Linked DNA regions of Homo sapiens: region 1 is linked to region 2. A link is an interaction called in ENCODE POLR2A ChIA-PET data of the cell type or tissue named here. Cell type or tissue: GM12878. All regions are shown on one strand. Each heading gives the region's core, and the rest is flanking DNA. Links, peaks and the distances in the headings are about the cores only.

What was found. ChIA-PET counts read pairs that join two places held together with the same protein. Peaks named below come from ENCODE experiments on the same cell type or tissue, not always from the same donor. Only the 100,000 strongest peaks of a DNase experiment are listed, where the experiment ranks them.
Region 1: POLR2A ChIA-PET joins it to region 2 with 5 read pairs; 2 of 35 experiments call an interaction of 5 or more read pairs at or near these places.

What each region holds. Positions count from the first base shown.
Region 1 is chr11:46,261,978-46,272,449 of GRCh38, reverse strand. It overlaps LINC02489 (long intergenic non-protein coding RNA 2489), which reads left to right. Exons shown (of 3, transcript NR_183622.1): 2 at 1,749-1,885. Among named protein-coding and RNA genes, the nearest start is that of LINC02489, 7.2 kb to the left of the region's middle. In GM12878, for the core only: a CTCF peak has its summit at 6,439; DNase peaks (open chromatin) are centred at 5,609 and 6,579; H3K27ac peaks cover 3,359 bases.
Region 2 is chr11:46,357,033-46,367,504 of GRCh38, reverse strand. It overlaps DGKZ (diacylglycerol kinase zeta), which reads right to left. Exons shown (of 31, transcript NM_001199267.2): 2 at 106-214. Among named protein-coding and RNA genes, the nearest start is that of MIR4688, 14 kb to the left of the region's middle. In GM12878, for the core only: no CTCF peak of the experiment used is centred there; a DNase peak (open chromatin) is centred at 5,994; H3K4me3 peaks cover 1,828 bases; H3K27ac peaks cover 2,330 bases.

The DNA of each region.
Region 1 (10,472 bases), core at 3,055-8,054, 95 kb after region 2:
TAAATCAAAGGCTTTGCTAAAATGCATCCAGTCACCATGTGCTTCACTGGGGACTGATAACAGTCAAGGTTAAGCCAGGGCCTCAGATTCTTCCCTGGAAAATGAGGGTCTTAGCTTGGTCTCTGAAATCCCATCCTCCCAGCTCTGAAATGCTATGATTCTGTCTCCCTCTGCCCAGAAAGCAAATACGGCCTTTGTGTGTGAGGAGTCTGAGTGTCCCCTGGGCAGTGATTGGCTGGGAGCTAGGTGTGCATACAGCTCCTCCCTCCCCGAGGATGTCTGGAGGTGTGAATCTAAGTGTGGGGCTTCCACATTTGCACATGTGTATGTGCCAGCTCACACCTAGGGGCGGGCTGCCTCTCTGTGTGCATCCATGCCAGCGCGTGCGGCTGCAAATCTGGTTTCCATCTTCTCCCGGTAGGCAGCAGGGCTCGGGGAGACTGAGTGGAATATTAATTGTGCTCTTGCACGTGGCCCAGCTCCATGAATGTGGTGGTCGAAGGGAGCAGCCTGGAGCTATGCGGGGAATGAGGGAGAAGCCACAGGAGCAGGGCTCCCTGGGGCTTAAAGCCATGCTGGGAAGGAGGCAGGGGCTGAGACCCAGAAGGGTGGGTGGCAGTGGGAGGGGGAGAGCTTCTGAGGCCAAGGATTTGGGGACAGCAGGGAAGATACCAGCTAGGTTGAGGAGGATTCCCACCTTTGCCTAACCCAGGTGTTCGATAAATGTTTGCTGAATGACTGAAGAGCTGAATCCTCCCATGCCTGTGAGATCAATGGATATCCCTTCCCTGGGAGCAGACAGAGTAGGAAGAAGGATGGAAATGGGCACATATTAAGCACCTACTGTATGCCAGCCACTCTAGGTGACACTGTCAAGCATTTCATTTTATTTCAGACTCACAAAGACCCTGGGAGATTGTATTACCCCCACATGGGGAGGGGCCCACTATACACATATCCTTCACCTCTACCTGCCACCTTGTCCCTTTAGGAAGGTCTGGGGAAGCATCTTTTCTTTTACTTCAGGGCCCATCAAAGCTGGCTGCTTCTGAGCAGCAGGCCTATTTTTAACTTGAGGGACACTCCGGGTTTTGTAGTTCATTGCATTACTTTCTTTACTTGAGCTGTGAGGAAGCTCAGAGATCAATTTGCTGAGGTCCACCTCTTGCAGCAGGAAGAGGAGGTTCATTCCACACACTCACTGCAGCCCGCCTTCATCTTGTGTTTGTTCTCCTTTCCTCCATATCTTTTTCCTCCATTAACAACCATCGAATTCCATTGTCTGTAGGGTTTCTCAAATGCCTTTAGAAGGGAGACAGAAATACACACATATTTTTGCCTTTATAGGTGAAGTGAGTGAGGCTCAGAGAGGTTATGTTATTTGTCTAAGGATTACACAGCCATTAAGCGGGAGTATTGGAAAGTTGATCTGGCCTCCGACTTCATCTTTCTGCTGCGTCAGACTCTGGGATTGGATAAATTGCATAGTAACCGGGGGGGTTTCCAGAGAGTTGGGAGGAGGCTGAGGCCTTTTCAGACTCAGCCTTTACCTCCCATTGGCCCTAACCCAGGTTCCTCTTTTTGAGGAGCAGGTCCAGGTGGGGACTTCCATCCTTTTCATGCACAGAAAGGGGGCCCCGTGGGCCATTCTCAGGGACCAGCTCCAGCCTCTGTGGCTGAGCAGAACTAACAGAAACCCAGCAGGCTTGGCCTTGGCAATCACTAGTTAATGCAAATATCAATTCCAGGTGCTCTGAGGAACATTTCGGGAGCCTCCAGAACTGAAGAGGGGGCCAACTCTCTGGAGAAAAATGAATGGATGTAGGCCCAAAGGAGCCGAATGTTTTCCTTGGCTGAATGGCAAGCAAGCACCAAGTGTCCACAGGTCAGGGTGAGGGGCCCCAAGGGTGTGTATTCTGCAACCCAGTCCCTCAATGTGTCCCTTCAGACCAGCCCGCCAGGATTCTCTGTCTTCTGGAATGAAGACTTAGGGTTTCCTGGGGAGGCTTTACTTGAACTCATTAGTGAATTTTTTTTTGAGACGGAATCTTGCTCTGTCGCCCACACTGGAGTGCAGTGTGAGATCTCAGCTCACTGCAACCTCCACCTCCTGGGTTCAAGTGAAGCTCCTGCTTCAGCCTCCCAAGTAGCTGGGATTACAGGCATGCACCACCACACCTGGCTAATTTTTGTGTTGTTTTTTTTTTTTTTTGAGATGGAGTCTTGCTCTGTTGCCCAGGCTGGAGTGCAGTGGTGCGATCTTGGCTCACTGCAAGCTCCACCTCCCAGGTTCACACCATTCTCCTGCCTCAACCTCCCGAGTAGCTGGGACTACAGGCGCCCACCACCACGCCTGGCTAATTTTCTGCATTTTTTAGTAGAGACGGGGTTTCACTGTGTTAGCCAGGATGGTCTCGATCTCCTGACCTTATGATCCACCCGCCTCAGCCTCCCAAAGTGCTGGGATTACAGGCGTGAGCCACTGTGCCTGACCTAGTTTTCATGTTTTTAGTAGAGACAGGGTTTCACTATGTTGGCCAGGCTGGTCTTGAACTCCTGGCTTCAAGTGATCTGCCTGCCTTGGCCTCCCAAAGTGCTGGGATTACAGCACTTTCTTGTAGGAGCTGGTATTACACACATACCCCACAAACTTGGGGACCTCCAGGGAAGACACAGAGAATGAGCCTCATCTAGAGTAAAAGGGAAGGTTGTTGTTCTGAGGGCTGCAGCTGGAAGCACCTAGGAGAATGATAATCTCTGACTACCCAGAGGAGACTGGTTAAGAGACACAGAGCCAGTGACAAAAGACTCTGCTCCTTGAGGGCTGTCCAGATGAGCCCCAAGGTCTTCAATGTGGGACCCCTTCAAACATCAGCATGCATGGCTTGGAGGAGAAATAATCAGAAATATATAGTGATTTTCACAAACTGCCATTTATTGGGTCTTGTTACTTTTCAATGCTCTGCCAGTTTGCAATGCATAACTCAATCTTCTGAATCAATAGAGCGCCTATAAATCAATAAGACAAAGACCAACAATCCAATAAAAATATTGGCAAAGAATATGAACAGTAAATCTTATATATTTATACAATATAGCATTGATCAAGTCCCAGGATATATGCTAAACACATCCTATGAGTTTTCTTTTTTTTTTTTTTGAATTTTTATTGGTGCCAAGATGAGTTTCCTCATTTACATCTTACCATAACCCTTGGAGGCAGGTACTAGGATTACTCTGTTTTATTGAGGCCCAGAGAGATGAAGTAACTTGCCCAAGGTCACACATAGTCCATGATCTGGAGGCACGAGTTGAGATGGCAGGACCGTTTACTGGAATCCAGGGTCTCAGGAAAACCTGGTGGGAGCGAGGGAGGGAAAACGACAGAGGGACAGCCAGCTGAGGTAGAATCACATTTACCCAGCAACTTGTGAAGAATCCAAGAATCCCCAGTCCTAGGTGGAAGTTTGTGTGTGTGTGTCTTTTTCAATTTCTTGAATAGATAATGCATTCAGATGGTTTAAAAAATAAAAAAAGAATACAACAAAAAGTAATCCCCCCATCTCTGCATCCTATATCCTAACCACTAAGTTCCCACCCTTTAACTAACATATAATCAATTTTATTACTTGCTTGGGCATCCTTCTATGGTGTGTGTGTGTGTGTGTGTGTGTGTGTGTGTGTGTGTGTGTGTTTAGATATTTCTCTCTCTCTGTTTTTTTTTTTTTTTTTGAGATGGAGTCTCGCTCTCACCCAGGCTGGAGTGCAGTGGCGCGATCTCAGCTCACTGCAAGCTCCACCTCCCAGGTTCATGCCATTCTCTTGCCTCAGCCTCCCGAGTAGCTGGGACTACAGGCACCCGCCACCATGCCCAGCTAATGTTTTGTATTTTTAGTAGAGATGGTGTTTCACCATGTTAGCCTGGATGGTCTCGATCTCCTGACCTCGTGATCCACCCGCCTTGGCCTCCGAAAGTGCTGGGATTACAGGCGTGAGCCACTCAGGGACTCAAGCAATCCTTCTGCCTCAGCCTCCTGAGTAGCTGAGCACTACAGGTGTGCCCAGCTAACTTTTTAATTTTTTGTAGAGACAGGGTCTCACTATGTTGCCCAGGCTGGTCTTGAACCCCTGGCCCCAACTGATTGTCTTGCTTTGCCTCCCAAAGTGCTGGGATTATCAGGCATGTGCCACAATACCAGGACTCCCTCTCTCTTTCTTTTTAAATTGAAAAGTATTATACACACTGTTCTGCATCTTTTCCCCCCACTTAATCTATTTTCAAGATCTTCCTGTATTAGCACACAGAGAACTTCCTCATCCTTTTTTTTAAAATAGCTGCATAGCCACCCATTGTATGAATGTACCATCATTTATTTACCTGACCCCAATTAATGGACAATTGGATTGTTTCTAGTTTTTTTACTGTAACAAACAGTGCTGCAAAGATAGGCTTGTTCAAGCACTGCATGTAGGATAAATTCTCAGAAGTAGGATTCCTGGGTCAAAGAGAACATGCATTTGTAATGTTGTAAGTATTCTCAAATATCTTGTACCAATTTACACTCCCATCAGCAATATACGACATTGTTGGTTGTTCTACAGTCTCTCAAAGAGAGGATATTATCAAACTTTTGGAGTTTTCTTTTCTTTTTTTTTTTTGAGACGGAGTCTCGCTTTGTACCCCAGGCTGGAGTGCAGTGGCGCAGTCTCGGCTCACTGTAAGCTCTGCCTCCCGGGTTCACGCCATTCTCCTGCCTCAGCCTCCAGAGTAGCTGGGACTACAATTAATTAGCCCAGCTAATTAATTGTATTTTTAGTAGAGACGGGGTTTCACCATGTTAGCCAGGATGGTCTCGATCTTCTGACCTCGTGATCCGCCCGCCTCGGCCTCCCCAAATGCTGGGATTACAGGCATGAGCCACTGTGCCCAGCCTGGAATTTTCTAATCTGATAAATAAGAAATGATTTCCAGTGTATTTTATTTATTTTTTTGGAGACAAGGTCTTGCTCTGTCGCCCAGGATGGAGTGCGGCAGTACAGCTATGGCTCACTGTAGCCTTGACCTCCTGGGCTCAAGCAATCCTCCCACCTCAGCTATATGAGTAGCTGGGACTACAGGCATGCACCACCATGCTTAGATAATTTATTATTATTATTTGTAGAGATGGGGTCTCACTATGTTGCCCAGGCTGGTCTCAACTTCTGGCCTTAAGTGATCCTCCTGCTTCAGCCCCCGAAAGTGCTGGGAGTACACTCATTTACACCTTACCATGTTTAGCAGAGATGGGGTTTTTACCATATTGGTCAGGCTGGTCTGGAACTCCTAACCTCAGGTGAGGAGACCTGACTTGGCCTCCCAAAGTGCTAGGATTACAGGCGTGAGCCATGGTGCCCAGCCATAGCCTCCAGTATATTTTAAATTTGCATTTATCTTGAGTAGGATTGAGCATCTTTTTAGATGTGTTAGGACAATTTATGTTTCCTTTTCTGTAGACTCTATTCACGTTCTTCAACCTTTAAAAATTGGTGGTTGGTCTTACTGATTTCTAGAAGCTAAACTTTACATGTTAGAGATACTGTGATGTGATTTGCAAGGGAAGTGGGGCCAGAATTTGCATCCTCCCTGGGAAAGTCCGTAGAGGTGGATTCTTCCTCACTTCTCTCACCATCTCATGCAAGCCCAACCATCTATTCAAAGAGCATTTATTTGCTGCACGCAGTGGCTCACGCCTGTAATCCCAGCACTTTGGGAGGCCAAGGCAGGTGGATCACCTGAGGTTAGGAGTTCCAGACAAGTCTGACCAGTATGGTAAAACCCCATCTCTACTAAAAATACAAAAATTAGCCATGTATGGTAGCATGCACCTGTAATCCCAGCTACTCAGGAGGCTGAGACAGGAGAATCACTTCCACCCGGGAGGTGGAGGATGCAGTGAGCCAAGATCGCATCACTGCACTTCAGCCTGGGCGACAGAGCGAGACTCTGTCCCCCATAAAAATAAAAAGTCTTAAAAAAAAACAACCAAAGAGCATTTATTGAATACTTCTTGTGTGCCAGGCTCAGTGCTGAGGCCCACGAGACCAGAGGTGAATAGACACAGCCCTCCGGCTGCTTGCAATCTAGTTGAGAAGCCAGATCTGCAATCAGGCAGGTTGTAGTATAGCGTGAGATAAACTGTAGTTCAGGGATTCAGAATGGGTGCTCCAGGAGCATGGGGGAGGAGGCAGTAGCCTCTGCCTGTCTCAATAGCTCTGACATCCATCTCTACCTGGGGCTGGCTTTGCCCGCCTTCCGTGTCTCTGTGGGTTCAGCCCTCAGACCCTGATTGCAGAAAAGCTCTGCTCCAGGAAGATATCTCCCTTGGAACATATGTACAGAGTGCTTACCACACGCCAACCCTTCCTGCACCTATCGTGTGTACTCTGCCTCCACCCAGCTTCCTTCCCTGCCCTGCACTGGTCCTCAGCAGGTGCCACTTTCCCTTCCATTGCCTGCCACCTGTTTCGAGTGGGCATTCCCCTGCTGCTTAGAGGGATCGTCAGCTCCTTGCTGACAGGAAGGGAGATTTTCCCTTGGGTCCCCTCCCCTGGGTGCTTGACATCTGGTGGCATTCGTCAAAGGCTTGTTGGGTGATTGATTGGCTGGTGTTGAGGAAGTCTGAAACCATGGCTTACCTGAACTGGGGTGTATATGGTGGAGGTGAGAATGGCGCATGTTAGGCACAGGAATGGATGCTGTGCCAAGCTGAAACCCTGGCATCCGGGCCCAACCAGGAAAGGGTTAAGTTTGCTGGAGTTTTGTATATGAAATGGCACCAGAAAAAAAAAGTGCAGACTAGCAATTGAGCCCTGTCTCATCCTGGTTCAAATGACATTGTCTGCGCTTCCCCAGCCTCGCCTCCTGCACTAATTACAGACCTTCCCTGGGGAGGAAGACTGGGGCCAGGAGGTCTTCATTACAGGCTCCCTTGCTGGAAAGAGCAAACCCCAATGACCAAACCCAATGACCAAACCAAGTCTCTTGAAGAGAGGCCCAGGGCTTCCTATCTTGAGCTCCCTGCTGCCGCCTGGCTGGGAAAGGGTTAAGAAGCGGGCATGGAATGGAGAGATGCATCGAGATTTAATCACAAGGAGCACCCCCTTTGCTAAGGTGTCCTCCTGGCTCCCCTTGCCGAGGACTGGGCCCCCTTCTCTCCTCTTGCCCCCCAAGATGGCCACTGCCAGGGCTGTGTCGGGGCCTCTCCGCTGTGGTCGCCTGCTGGCTGCCTCTCCCTGTGGCCTTGTGGAGACTGAGCCTTCTTTAATCTTCCATTTATCCTGAGGCCTCGCCCCTCCGAGATTGGCTTTGATGTGGGGCCTGCTCTTGGGGGAAATCACGGGTTTCTGAGGCCTGGGCTGGGCTCTGCCCACTGCCCCCAGCCCAGGAAGGCCCCAGAGAGAGGTCTCCCATCATCAGGGCCAGACCCAGAGGGTGACCTTGGCAGTCCAGATAAAAGTTTCAGGCCCTGCTGTTCAGGCAGATGGAGGGGCTGCTGCCCACACCCCAAAGTGGAGCAGAGGGCTCAGGATAAGAGCTTTATTATCACAAATTACTTATTTCCACACCTGTCTCCCCGCTTTGAGATGGCAAGCACCAAAACAACAACAGCATGAACAATGACAGTAAAACAGCAACCATTATTGCGTGTCACTAAGCTCCCCTGCACCAGGCAAAGCATCTTCCACTATGACATCATTTAATTTTTTTTTAAATAACGTTTTTGTTTGTTTGTTTTTTCATTTTTTTTTTTTTTTTTTTTTTTTTGAGACGGAGTCTTGCTCTGTCACCCAGGCTGGAGTACAGTGGCGTGATCTTGGCTCATTGCAACCTCCACCTCCTAGGTTCAAGCGATTCTCCTGCTTCAGCCTCCCAAGTAGCTGGGATTACAGGTGCCCACCGCCACATCCGGCTAATTTTTGTATTTTTAGTAGAGCAGGGTTTCGCCATGTTGGCCAGGCTGGTTTCAAACTCCTAACCTCAAGTGATCCGCTCGCCTCAGACTCCCAAAGTGCTGTGATTACGGGTGTGAGCCACTGAGCCCAGCCAACATAATTTAATTCTTATAACTATGTGGCTGTATGTATCATTTTAAAGGGGAGGAAAGTGAGGGTCATTGATTTATTTGTGTAACAAAAATTTGTTGAGCTCCTACTATGTGCCAGGCACTGTTCTAGGCACAGAGGAGTAAACAAAATGGGTGTATCTGTACCCTTGTGTACTAATAGGAGGGATAGGTCATTAACAAATGGTCGAATACAGGTAGTATCAGGTTGCATAATATAGAGACAGTGTTTTGAAGAAGAGTACAGTTGATAGTGACAGGGCCACTGTTTTGGATGCCATGGTCAGGGATTGGCTTTTTTTTTCTTTCTTGAGACAGGGTCTCACTCTGTTGCCCAGGCTGGAGCGTAGTGACATGATCATAGCTCACTGCATCCTCAACATCCTGTGCTCAAGCAATTCTCACACCTCAGCCTCCTGAACAGCTGGGACTATAGGCATGTGCCACCAGCCTGGCTAATTTTTTTTATTGTTTTTTTTTTTTTGAGAGGGAGTCTCACTCTGTCTCCTAGGCTGCAGTGTAGTGGCGCGATCTCAACTCACTGCAACCTCTGCCTTCTGGGTTTAAGCAATTCTCGTGCCTCAGCCTTCTGAGTAGCTGGGACTACAGGCACGGGCCACTGTGCCCAGCTAATTTTTGTATTTTTAGTAGAGACAGGGTTTTGCCATGTTGGCCAGGCTAGTCTCAAACTCCCGACCTCAAGTGATCTGCCCACCTTGGCCTCCCAAAGTGCTGAGATTACAGGTGTGAGCCACCATCCCTGGCCCATGCCTGGCTAATTTTTGTATTTTTTATAGAGACGGGGTTTCACCATATTGCCCAGGCTGGTCTCGAACTCCTGGGCTCAAGCCATCCGCCCACCTTGGTCTCCCAAAGTGCTGGGACTACAGTTGTGAGCCACTGCATCTGGCCAGGGATGGCCTCTCTGAGAAGCTGGAGACCTGAGTGGCAGGAGGGAGTTAGCCATGTGTCCATCTGGAGAAAGTGCATCCAGGAGAGGGAAGAGAAGGGCAAAGATCAAAGGTTGGAGATGCTTGTCTTGCTTTAGGCATAGCCAGGAGCCAGGGCATCTGAGGGTGGGAAGAGAGATGAACAGAAAGAGGAAATGAACTGGATATGGGAGCAGTGACTGGGTCATATGTGGATTTTACTCTGAGCTGATGCCTTTGGAGGGTTTGAGCACGAGGCTGGTTTGATCTAGGTTATGTTTTGAATCTGAGACTCAAAATGTGAGATGTGGAGGTTAGGAACCAGTTCAGGCTCACAAGGCTAGTCAGTGGGGAAGTCGAGATTCAAACACAGGTTCTGTCTGACTTGAGAAACTGTGCTTTTGCCATTATGCAGTTGGCCACCTTGAGGGGCAGGGACTGTGTTCCATTCACCTCAGTATCCCCTGTGCCTAGCAGAAAGCCTGGCAGAAGCTACATGCACAGTGCTTGGGAAGTGATGGATTCAGTTCTGGCACTTCTACAGTCCTGGAAAGTCATTTAACTCTCTCTGAGTCTCAGTTTGTTCATCTGAAAGTGGGGGAGAAAACAACACCTGTCTTGTTTGTAGGGCCCTGCCTGGTGAGGATCATATGAGCCCTAGTGTGTAGCAGGGCTTGTGTGGTGTGAGCAGAGAAATGCTCTGCTCTCTGATTTCATCTGTCCTTACTCCCATGCAGGGCTCTTAACCTGGCTGCTTAGAGGCTCAGACACGTTCTTTCTTTCTTTATTTTTTATTTTTTTGCAGACAGAGTTTTGCTCTTGTCACCCAGGCTGGAGTGCAATGACACGATCTTGGCTCACTGCAACCTCCGCCTCCCGGGTTCAAGTGATTCTCCTGCCTCAGCCTCCTGAGTAGCTGGGATTATAGGCATGCATCACCATGCCTGGCTAATTTTTGTATTATTAGTAGAGACGGGGTTTCACCACGTTGGTGAGGCTGGTCTCGAACTCCTGACTTCAGGTGATCCACCCGCCTCGGCCTCCCAAAGTGTTGGGATTACAGGCATAAGCCACCGTATCCGGCCTAGACACGTTCTTACGGTCCCCTGCTCTACCCTATGGAGCAAGACATGCTCATGCCACCTGTCTCGTGTATGTGTGTGCATATGCCTGTTCACTTGTGTCAGTAGCACCTAGACCACAGCTGTGTTAGAGACAGGGTTTTGCCATGGTACCAAAGCGGCTCAGAGGGGGCAATGATCTACTCTGCTTTTGAGGGGAGGACAGGAAAGTTTCACAGTATAGAGGGATCTTGATGCGGTCTTGAAGGATGAACAGGTGTTTTCTAGCTGGACAAAAAGAGAAAGGGCATCCTGGGTAAAGGGAAGAACATGGCAAAAATCCTGGAGGTATGGCAGAGCTTGGCACCTTGGAGATGCTG
Region 2 (10,472 bases), core at 2,874-7,873:
CTTCCAGGCTTGGCTCTCCCAGCTGCCTTTAGTGCCTCCACCCGCCAGCTGCGCCTTGGCCAAGAGCCCAGAGGGTCTGGGACCCAGGGGTGTTCAGGCACTCACGCTCCAGTCCACTGTACTCCGGATCTGCCGCTCTGACTCGCTGCACGGGGCCCCAGGGGTGGGCGGAGGGGGGGCCAGGTGCTGGAGGCCCGACTTGGTGATGGCTTTCCTAGAGAGGAGAAGACAGCTGAGGAGGGGGCTGAGCACTTGCTGACCCTACTTCCTCCCACCTCCTGGGGCCTCTGCCCTTTCCGTGACCTCGGCAACAGGGAGGGCGGAGGAGCCTCCCAGCAGCCCCAGACACTAAGAGGCTCCCTGCAAGAGACATGGCCTTTTGGGGTACGCTGGCTTCAGGGTACTGCCCAGAGTGTTCCCAAGTGGGGAACCCTCAGCCAGGCAGAGCTTCAAGGCCCATGCCCAGGCCAGACCCACAGGAGGTCACACCACTCGCCCTGCTGGCCACAGCTATACCTACGCGAGCAGGGCGCTCCAGGCCTGGGGTCCGGCCGCCTTGCGCCGTAGGGCTACCTGGCGCCTGCGGGACAGTGGGCGCACACGGGTGGGCAGCATGGTGCCGGCGGTGGTGCCTGAGGCTCTTCGGCCCCCAGGGCCAGGGTGCTGGCCTGAGGGCCGCCGCTGGCTGAGGCGCCGATAGTAGCCGTGCAGGCCCCAGAGAGCGTGGTCATATACGGCATCCGCGGGGAGCAGGTGGGAGGAGGCTCGGCGCAGGTAGCGGGGTAGGGGCAACAGCGGCTGGGCGCCCCGAGGTGGGGGTGGCCCTGGTGTCTTGGTGCCTGGCTGGATGGCGCTCGATGCCTCGGCTACCACATCCTCCTGGACACCCTCCTCCTCATTCATGCCCACAAGCCCGGTCAACAGCAGGGGTGCACCCAGAAGCTGGGCCCCCACGGTGGTAGGCTGTGGAGTGAGCACCTTATCCACGATGAAGCGGGGGTTGCAGGAAGGGGGCACAGTGCTGGAGCGCCGGCGGCTGGAACCCTGGGCCCTCACCCCGCAACTCAGGAGGCAGCCCTGGAGCTGGGCGCTGGAGCGGCGCCGCTGTGCCAGTGAGGAGGAGGCCTGCCCAGCGGGGGAGCGACGCCGGGCCTTGCCTGTGGGCAGCCCCACGCTGCTGGGCCGCTGCTGCCCCTCTCCAGGGCCTGGCACCTTCCCCCGGAAATGTCTCCTAAAGAAAGTCTCCATGGCAGGCGGTTGGCTGTTGGGCACAGAGACCGGGAGCATCAGGAGCTGGATCAGGCCACGGTCTGTCCTGTGTCCGGGAGCCCATTCACAGCCTCTGCCCCATGAGAAGGGAAGCAACCAGGAGCCCATTCACAGCCTCTGCCCCATGAGAAGGGAAGCAACCCCTGAGGGAGGGAGGGGTCACTGCAGCCTCTGACCTCCATGTGAGGATCCCAGGGGTGCTCAGGGGAGCCCACGTTTACAGCTGTTGGGGCACTGATGCTCTCCCCCATTGCACCCTAGGGAGCCCTGGAGTCCCAGGGAGGTGGGTGCTTCAGGCTACCCCTTCTTCCCCCATCCAGGCACCAGAATCTACAGAGCTCTGGGCCTAAAGGCCTCCACCTGCCCTGCCGGAAGCTGATGGAAAAGAAAACAAAAAGAAAATGGGGAGTCGGTCTGCCTGGATGGACGGTGGGGCCCAGGGCAGGGCTTCCCACTTGCTGGGCCTTTGTTTTGCCACCAACATGGTGGGGGCAGGTTAGGTGTCCCCTCATGGGACATGGAGCAAACCAAGCTATAACAAAATGAGGCTCTCTGCAAAGGAACTTAATCCTGACAGGACCCCCAGAGTCTCTCAGCCCATAGCCTTGGGGTCAGGCTGAAGGTGACTCCTGGAAATAGAGAGGGTCTAATGTGTAGCTCAGGGGAGACCAGGTCTCAGGGAACTGGAGAGTCACTGTCTGGCTCTCCTGGGAGAGAGGCTGCTCAGTCTCCCTTCACACCCAGGGGGCCGTGACAATAGGCTTGGGCCAAAAGCAAAGCCTTCTGGATTCTGGGTGTGTGCGTGCCTGTATGTCTGAAGTGCTGATGGTAAGAACTTTCTGGTGCTCGACTGCTCTGTCTCACCTTTCTGAAGGGACAAAGTACGGATACCCCAGGGTGAAGCTGGGTGATGCCGGGAAACCCTTCTGACTCTGCTCCTGATGGAGCCTGTGACTGCACATTCTTCTGCGGCCCTGATGCTGGAAGCCCCCATACTCACAATTCCAAACGCTGCACAGCCCAGAGCTCCCTCCTGCAGGCAGGCAGGAGCTGTGGGCATCATCCTAGCTCCCACCTGGACCTGGCCTCCATGGACCCATCCTGAACTCATGCTTTGCTCCCTCTGCCAGCTCACCTCAGCCCTGCCTACCCTTCTTCACAGCCAGCATCGAGCTCCTGTGCCCTACCTCTCCTAACAGTGGGGGAAGGGCAGCCTGCCTGGCATGGATCAGGCTGGCGATGCCTCCAGGTACCTGAGGCCACCTGTGCCCCACAGCAGGTGATCTCCTGGGCCCTGGTCCTGGGGAGAGACTGGTGGGGGATGCATCCTAACCGCTGGCAGCCACAGAGGTCAAGGTCACAGCCCTGGGACAGTGCTGCCTGGGGCTGACAGAAGAAGCCCTGTGGTCCCCTGAAGGCTGGCATTAATTAGGCATGGTGGGTGATGCCCTGGACGCATGTTGGGCAGGAGGAAGGATGAAGGCAAAGATGAAGGGCTGGAGGAGTCAGGCCCAGGCCGCACGTCTAGCACCTTCTCCTTCCATACACTGCACTGATTTGCTACTGCCCTGCAGGTCTTGAGCAGCTTCAGGCCAGGTACAGGGGTGTTGGGGGAGAGATGGACAGGGTGGAGGTGCCTAGGGAAGCAGAGTTCTGCACAGCTCAGCTCTTGGTCTCTGCCTATTGGAGTTTCCAGCTGCCTCAGATGACAGGGAGGTCAGGGCAGTGCTCTTATGACCCCAAATAGTGCCCCACTCAAAGCAGACCACCTGGGCCGGAGGGAGCTGCAGGGGCAGGACAGCAGGCATGGGTGGAGAGCGCTGGGTCTCCCCCAAAATCACCAGTGTCACGGCTGACATTTACTGAGCCCCTATGTGTCAGGCACTGTGCTAAGCCCCTGACAAACACTTAGATCATTTCATAAACTGCAACCCCAAGGAATAGGTACTGCATCACACTGCATTCCTGATGAGGAAGTTGACGCAGAGGTGACCGCCTAGAGTCCACGGCAAGTCAGTGTGGAGTCAGTGCTGGAGTCCAAGTCTACCTAACGGCAAAGCCTGCGTCCCAGAAATGGGGTGGGTTGCAGGGTCCTTCCTCCTGGAACATGAGGCTGGGATGGGGTAGGAAAGGGAACCAGATAGGGAATAATAACGAACACCTGCTACGTGACAGGCCCTGGGCTAAGTACTTTATCATCTCGTGTAATCCTCACCACAGCCCTGTGAGGTAAGCAGGACCTGCAGCTCCATTCTAGAGATGGGGAAACTGAGGCTTCAAGAGGGCCAGTAACATGCCACAGTCCCACGGCCAGTCAGCGGCATTCGGGACCTGAACCCGGGTCTTCCCGACCTGGGGCCTGCTTTGTGTCAGGGGAAGAGGAGCCTGAAGGCCCAACTGCCCCCTGCCGTCAGGGCACCGGCCTGCCAGCCCTCCCCAGGGTGTCAGCTTTCCTGCCTGCCTGGTCAGGCCGCCCTGTGACAGCTGCCCAGCCTGGAGGAGATTAGTCACCCGGACACACCGCCTGATGCTACTGTCACCCAGAAAACAAAAGGCCACAGTCAGTGGGGGGAGGTGCCGCTGCACCCGTGGGCAGCGGTGAGGGCTGAGCCCAGCTTGCGGCCCCAGACCTGCACTGACAACAGGGGCCAGGACCCCCTCGAGAGACAAGGGCGGCTTACAGGAGCTCCTGTGGTGCCCGGCTCCACACACTGCCAGGCAGCCCAGGTCCACATCTGTCCAGGAGTCTCCTCGGCGGCCGATGATGCCGCCCCTCCCAGCAGAGTGGGGTGGGCAAGGCCGGCAGTGCTGTGTGACTGTGTGCAAGTTGGCCCCTCACGGGCCTCAGTTTCCCTGTGTGTCTGGGGAGGCTGTCAGAGTGGCTGAGCTGACAATTTGTCACAGGCTCTCCTGCTGGGCACCCATGCCTCCGTGCTCCCATGCCCCTCCCCGCAGGCCTGAGTTTCCTGTTCCTCTGGTCTCCATAGAAACCTCTGTCCCTGGTCAGCAAGAGCCTGACTCCTCACTTCCTATCTCTGCTGGGGCTTCTCCTGGGCCTTGTTGGAGCCCGCCCTGGGCCTAAGCCTCTCCCATAGCGCAGCTCTGCGTGACAGTGTCTTCTCACCTCGTGCTCTTGGTCACCTCCACCTCGCCACACAGTACGTGTAAAGGTCACCCTGAGGGCTTCAACACCAAGAGCACAGCAAAATGGCTGTCCCTCGGTCTCCGGGTGGGGAGCCTGTTACACCAATGGGGACAGGATGGGAAAGGACTCAGGGGACCCCATCAACCCTTGGCCGGCTCTGGGGCCTGACAAGGACAGGGCCTGGGAAAGGACAGAGGAAGTCAGGAGACAAGACCATTGGTGTCTGGCCGTGCACCCTTGCTGGACAGTGGCTGTGGCTGCAGGTGGCCGAGCTGCAGTGGCTGCTATCGGGGCAGGCAGGCCGGAGAGCTTCATCAGCTACAGCTGGAGCGGACAGGACACCCACCCTCCAGAGCCCAGGCCATCTCACGCCCTGTGCTAGTTTCAAGGGCGTTGGCATCCTGAATCTGCCACTGCCACCCTAGACTGATCCACTAACCTTTCTGAGCCTCAATTTTCTCATCTGCAAAATGGAGCTCACACCACCTGGTTCAGAAGATTGGCCTAAAGGAGGTCTGGATGCGATGACAGAGAGAGAGTGCCTGGTGATACCTGGCAGACAGCAGGGCCTGGCAGGGCCTACACCCACCATAGACACCAGAGCATGTGATTGTGCTACCTCCTGGGGTCTGTCTGCCCACAGTGAGGCCAGGAACCCAGAAAGGGAAGCAGGAGTGCCCAGGGTGGCCACCACCCACCGCATGAGGAACAGAGCCGGCCACAGGTGTCACCTGGGTATCTGCTCGTGCCATGAGGAATGCCCTCTGCACCCGGTACCAGGCCTGGCCCCCTGAGTTGCTCTCACAGGATACCCCATGGGACTGACCCAGAGCGCCCACTCCACACCCTGGGCAGGGCCTCGTCCGCCTTCTGCTCCGTGAAGGCTGGGCATGGTGCATGGCGACCCCACCTCCAGCAGCCCCAGAGCAAGGGCCTGCAGCTGCCTCCCCAGAACCCCCTCGGCTCTGCTCCCACAGACCTGGGTTGGAGGGAAGGAGGTGGGGAAGCTGGAAGGGAGGCCAGTCCCTCCCCAGTCAGCCTAGGGGCTGGGGAGGCAGAGTCCTCCTCCCTTCCCCAGGCTGAGACTCACCACAGGGATCCTGTCAAAAACAACAAACAAAATGTACCTCGGGGAGCAGGTGGGCCAGGCTGGATGGTAAGAAGGCGACCAGGCCAGTGAGTGTTTAGTCGGCAGGGTCTGCCCTGGCTCAGCAGGAGCTCGGGGGGACCCTTTTCCATCAGCTTCAGGAACCTGGCAGGGCAGGCTCCTTGCCTAGGGATGGTGGGGCCCGGGTCCGCCCGGATCCAACCCTCCCCGCACCCACCCAGCCAGATACAGAGGGAGGAAGCAGAAAGCAAGGAGGGGCTGGGGGCCCCTTTTGACCTGATCTGGAAGGCAGGGCGCAGGTGGGAGCTGGGGTCCCCAAGGCCGGGCTCTGGATCCAGCTCCGGGCTGGCGGCCTCTGCTGAGCAAGTCCTAGTTTGGAGAGCTAGCAGCCGTGGCTGCTCCTCTGCCCCCTCCCCCTTGTCACCCTCCTCCCTGCAGCCTGAGACAGCCGTTATGAAAATAACCCGATTGGTAACTGAACGCACTTCCTCTCCCAGCAGCGGCTCCAGGCCCTGCAGCAGGCGACGGGTGGGCGGACGGGCACACAGCGCACGAGCGTGCCTCCCAGCTCCTTTTCCCAAGGTTCCCAGAGCCAGGCTGGGTGACAACCCAGTGGCCTCCCTTCCACCTGGCACCCAGTACAGCCCAGCCCATGCCTCAGCTTGGGAACGAGGTCTAAGGAGGGAGAAGTGGGAGCCAGGCCCTTTTAGGGAGGGGGCCCCCCACTAATGCCCCCTATTTAGCCACCTAATGCCTTCTCACGCCCACTGGACAGGTTTTCTGAGGTCTGGGGAAGCTAATCACACCGGCTCCAGACAAAACAATCACAAAAATAAGTATCTGTGGAGTGTTTCACAACTTACAAAGTACTTTTCACCAGCATTACAAACGGGAGGCTGGTATTTCCCCTGTGCAGACAGCACTACTGTCCCACTGAATAGATGGGGCAACTCGAGGCTTGTGGAAGCCCGTGACTGCCCACAACTCCGATTTGGTTGAGCTGGGACTCCAGCTTCTGGGTCTTCTGGCTCTGCCAAGCTAAGGAACGCCCAGAAGACACCAGTCTGTGTTATATGTATCCTGACTGGAATGCCACCCCCCCAACTCCCAGTCCTGACATGGTACCCTAGGGTCTGGAGTGGCAGCTGTCCAACTGCCTGATCCCAAGACCTCTTTAAACTCTTTTTTTTTTTCTTTGAGATGGAGTCTTGCCCTGTCACCCAGGCTGGAGTGCAATGGCGTGATCTCAGCTCACTGCAACCTCCGCCTCCCGGGTTCAGATGATTCTCCTGGCCCAGCTTCCCGAGTAGCTGGGATTACAGGCACCTGCCACCATGCCCAGCTAATTTTTGTATTTTTAGTAGAGACGGGGTTTCACCATGTTGGCCAGGCTGGTCTCGAACTCCTGACCTCGTGATCCGCCCACCTCGGCCTCCCAAAGTGCTAGGATTACAGGCATGAGCCACCGCACCCAGCCTTTTTTTTTTTTTTTTTGATGAGGAAAGGGGCGAGGAGCTTCCACGCCCTCCCTGGGCACACCATCCTCCAGGAACCTCCATGTGTTCAGCAACTTGAAAGCTCCCAGACCCCTTTACACTCTCAAAATTGGTGAAGATCCCAAAAGAGTTTTGTTTTAGGGGGTGACAGCTATTAATATGTATCATATCAGATGTTAAAACTGAGAAATGTTTAAGATACTTACTAGCTTAAAACAATAAGCCCATTACGTTAATATAAACAACACTTTTATAAATAATTTTCTAAAAAAAAGTTAGCAAAAAGAGTGGCATCATTTTACATTTTTTGCAAATCTCTTTAACATCTGGCCTAATAGAAGGCAGCTGGATTCTCCTGTCTATCCCTGCATTCAATCTGTTGTGACATGTTGTTTTGGTTGAAGTATATGAAGAAAATTCTGCCTCACACAGACATGTAGTTACAAAAAGAAGGAATATCTTTAACAGCCTTTCCAGGTAATTATAGATTTTCTTTGCTACTACACCAAAATATGACAAATGACAGTTTCTCAAAGGTTAGTTGCAATGTGGAATCTAAAACCGTATCAGGCCGGGCACAGTGGTTCACGCCTGTAATCCCAGCATTTTGGGAGGCCGAGGTGGGCGGATCAACTGAGGTCAGGAGTTCGAGACCAGTCTGGCCAACATGGCAAAACCCCGTCTCTACTAACAATACAAAAAAAAAAAAAAAAAAATTAGCCGGGCATGATGGCAGGTGCCTGTAATCCCAGCTACTCGGGAGGCTGAGGCAGGAGAATCGCTTGAACCTGGGAAGCGGAGGCTGCAGTGAGCCGAGATCACGCCACTGCACTCCAGCCTTGGCCACAGAGCGAGACTCCATCTCAAAATAAATAAATAAATATAAATAAATATAAATATAAAACCACGTCAATGAACTTTCCACTGGACTACCTTGCATTTTGAATTTTGTAACATCAAGCACCAGTCATTGGAAAATACTGGTTTACTGAGTTATGCAGATCTTCCAAATGGTGACACATTTTATTTTATTTTATTTTTGAGATGGAGTCTGGCTCTTATCGCCCAGGCTGGAGTGCAATGGCGCAATCTCAGCTCACTGCAACCCCAGCCTCCCAGGCTCAAGTGACTCTCCTGTCTCAGCCTCCTGACTAGCTGGGATTACAGGCATGGGCCACCATGCCCAGCTAATTTTTTTTTGTATTTTTAGTAGAGACGGGGTTTCACCATGTTGGCCAGGCTGACCTCGAACTCCTGACCTCGTGATCCGCCCGCCTTGGCCTCCCAAAGTGCTGGGATTACAGGCATGATTCACAGCACCTGGCCTTATTTTATTATTTTTTTTTTGAGATACAGTCTTGCTCTGTCGCCCAGGCTGGAGTGCAGTGTTGCGATCTCAGTTCACTGCAACCTCCTCCCAGGCTCAAGTGATTCTCCTGCCTCAGCCTCCCGAGTTGCTGGGATTACAGGTGTGCACCACCATATCCAGCTAATTTTTGTATTTTTAGTAGAGATGGGGTTTCACCATGTTGGCCAGGCTGCTCTCAAACTCCTGACCTCAGGTGATCTGCCCGCCTCAGCCTCCCAAAGTGCTGGGATTACAGGTGTGAGCCTCCACACCTGGCCCACATGTTATTATACAATACCAAAAATCACACTAACTTCACTACTGATCTCATCAGAAAAATTTTAAGCCTGAGGAAGCCGTCAGGCTCTAGGAAGTGAATAAAAGGTTTCCAAAATTCTCATTTTTGCTCAAAAGCTCAAATTTTATCATTGGCAACAAATATTTTATTACTTATTTTTAAAAAATATATGTAGAGATGAGGTCTCACTATGTTGCCCAAGCTGGTCTTTAACCCGTGGGCTCAAGTGATCCTCCTGCCTTGGCCTCCCAAAGTGATAGGATTACAGATATGAGCCATGGTGGCCTGTGCCTGGCAACAAATAATGACACTGTTTTGGAAATGACAAGCTCATGTCATGCACTTTTGAGAAAATGTCTGCCAAATACCTACATCTGACTAGTTTGTCTATCAGGTGTCCAAGTACAAATGGTGTTCTTAAAAAAAAAAGCATCTAGTACAGCTTACAACTGCATCGAGTTAAGAGCTTTTCCTCATCACAGTTTGGTTTGCAGCAAAGGTGCCTTATATATATTTCATATTCCTTCATGTAAAATATCAGAAGATATAGGTACACAAGGGTCTAGACTTTATAAAATTAATGATCTTCACTACTTTTAAAGAAATGTATGTATGGAGTAAGGACTCTGATGTTGGGGCCCCTGCCTAGATTCGCGTTGAGGGGCTAGCAGTTTTACCCACCACTGCTTTTGTGCCATCAGCACAGCAAAAAAAAGGCAGGAACCAGGGTATCTCTGAAAATAGTTTTGACTTTATCAAATCCCTGAAATGGGTCAGGGCACCCCCAGGACCATACTTTTTAAGACCACTGATTCAGAGTGAATCTGCCTTCTCCACCCTGGCAGACGTGGCTCCTGCGGTGTGGCACTAAGCCTCCTGTACTGTGACACGAAGCCTTAGTTCTAACCAAGCCAGCCTATTCTCTGTGCCCCAATCTGGCTGTGCCTGACTTACTGCTGTGCCGCCGCACCTGGCACACCTTCTGCCCCGAATACTGGCCTCCCTCTCTACCTGATAAGCAGCTGCCTGCTCACAGCCAACGGAACACCCCTCCTACTCACAGCTCCGCACTGCCCATTTGGCTCCCCTGCCACTAGAGCCCTGGGAGGCCTGCTTCTTTCAGCCCACATGCCTGCTCCTCCACCAGACCGCGAGCTCCTGGGGGGCCGGGGCCAGGTCTAGCGCATCTGGGCATGCCCGGCATGGTGCCTGGCAGTGAGTCCAGCATTTACTGCTGATCAGTGCAGGAGGAAAGAACAGGGAATTCCACAGGGGAGGGGCCAGCACCTTAAGGGAGGAGAAAGGCTTCTTCCACCTTGTGTAACCACATGCAACGGCTGACCACAGGCTCCAGCTGGCTCAGGCCACTTCTCTTTGTTGGGTACAAGGGGATGGCAACAGCCTTGGTTTGGGTGGCCACCTTCCTCTCCTCTCTAGAGGACCCCAAGAGTGACACCTGGAGGCCCCTTTCTGGGCTGGATGCTATCGCCCGCTCCATGTTCTCCATGGCTTTCTCATGAAAACTAGATAGTCGGTTTGGTGACATGAAGTCACAAGGGGAGGGTGGTGGGCAAGGAAAGGGGAGGAGGGGCTGTCTCAGAGGCTTGGGGGCTAGGCGGGGATCCTAAGCTGGCCTGAGCTCCTTGGTGAAATACCCCCAGTCTCTTCTTTCACATCCGAGTCCCTGACTCAGCCCCTGCTAGGCCTCAAAGAGATGTTTGCGCAACAAATGACCAACCCATTCCTTTAGTGCCTCCCTCCAAGCCAGACTCCCGCTGCCATCAGAATTCATCCTAAAGCACCCAATC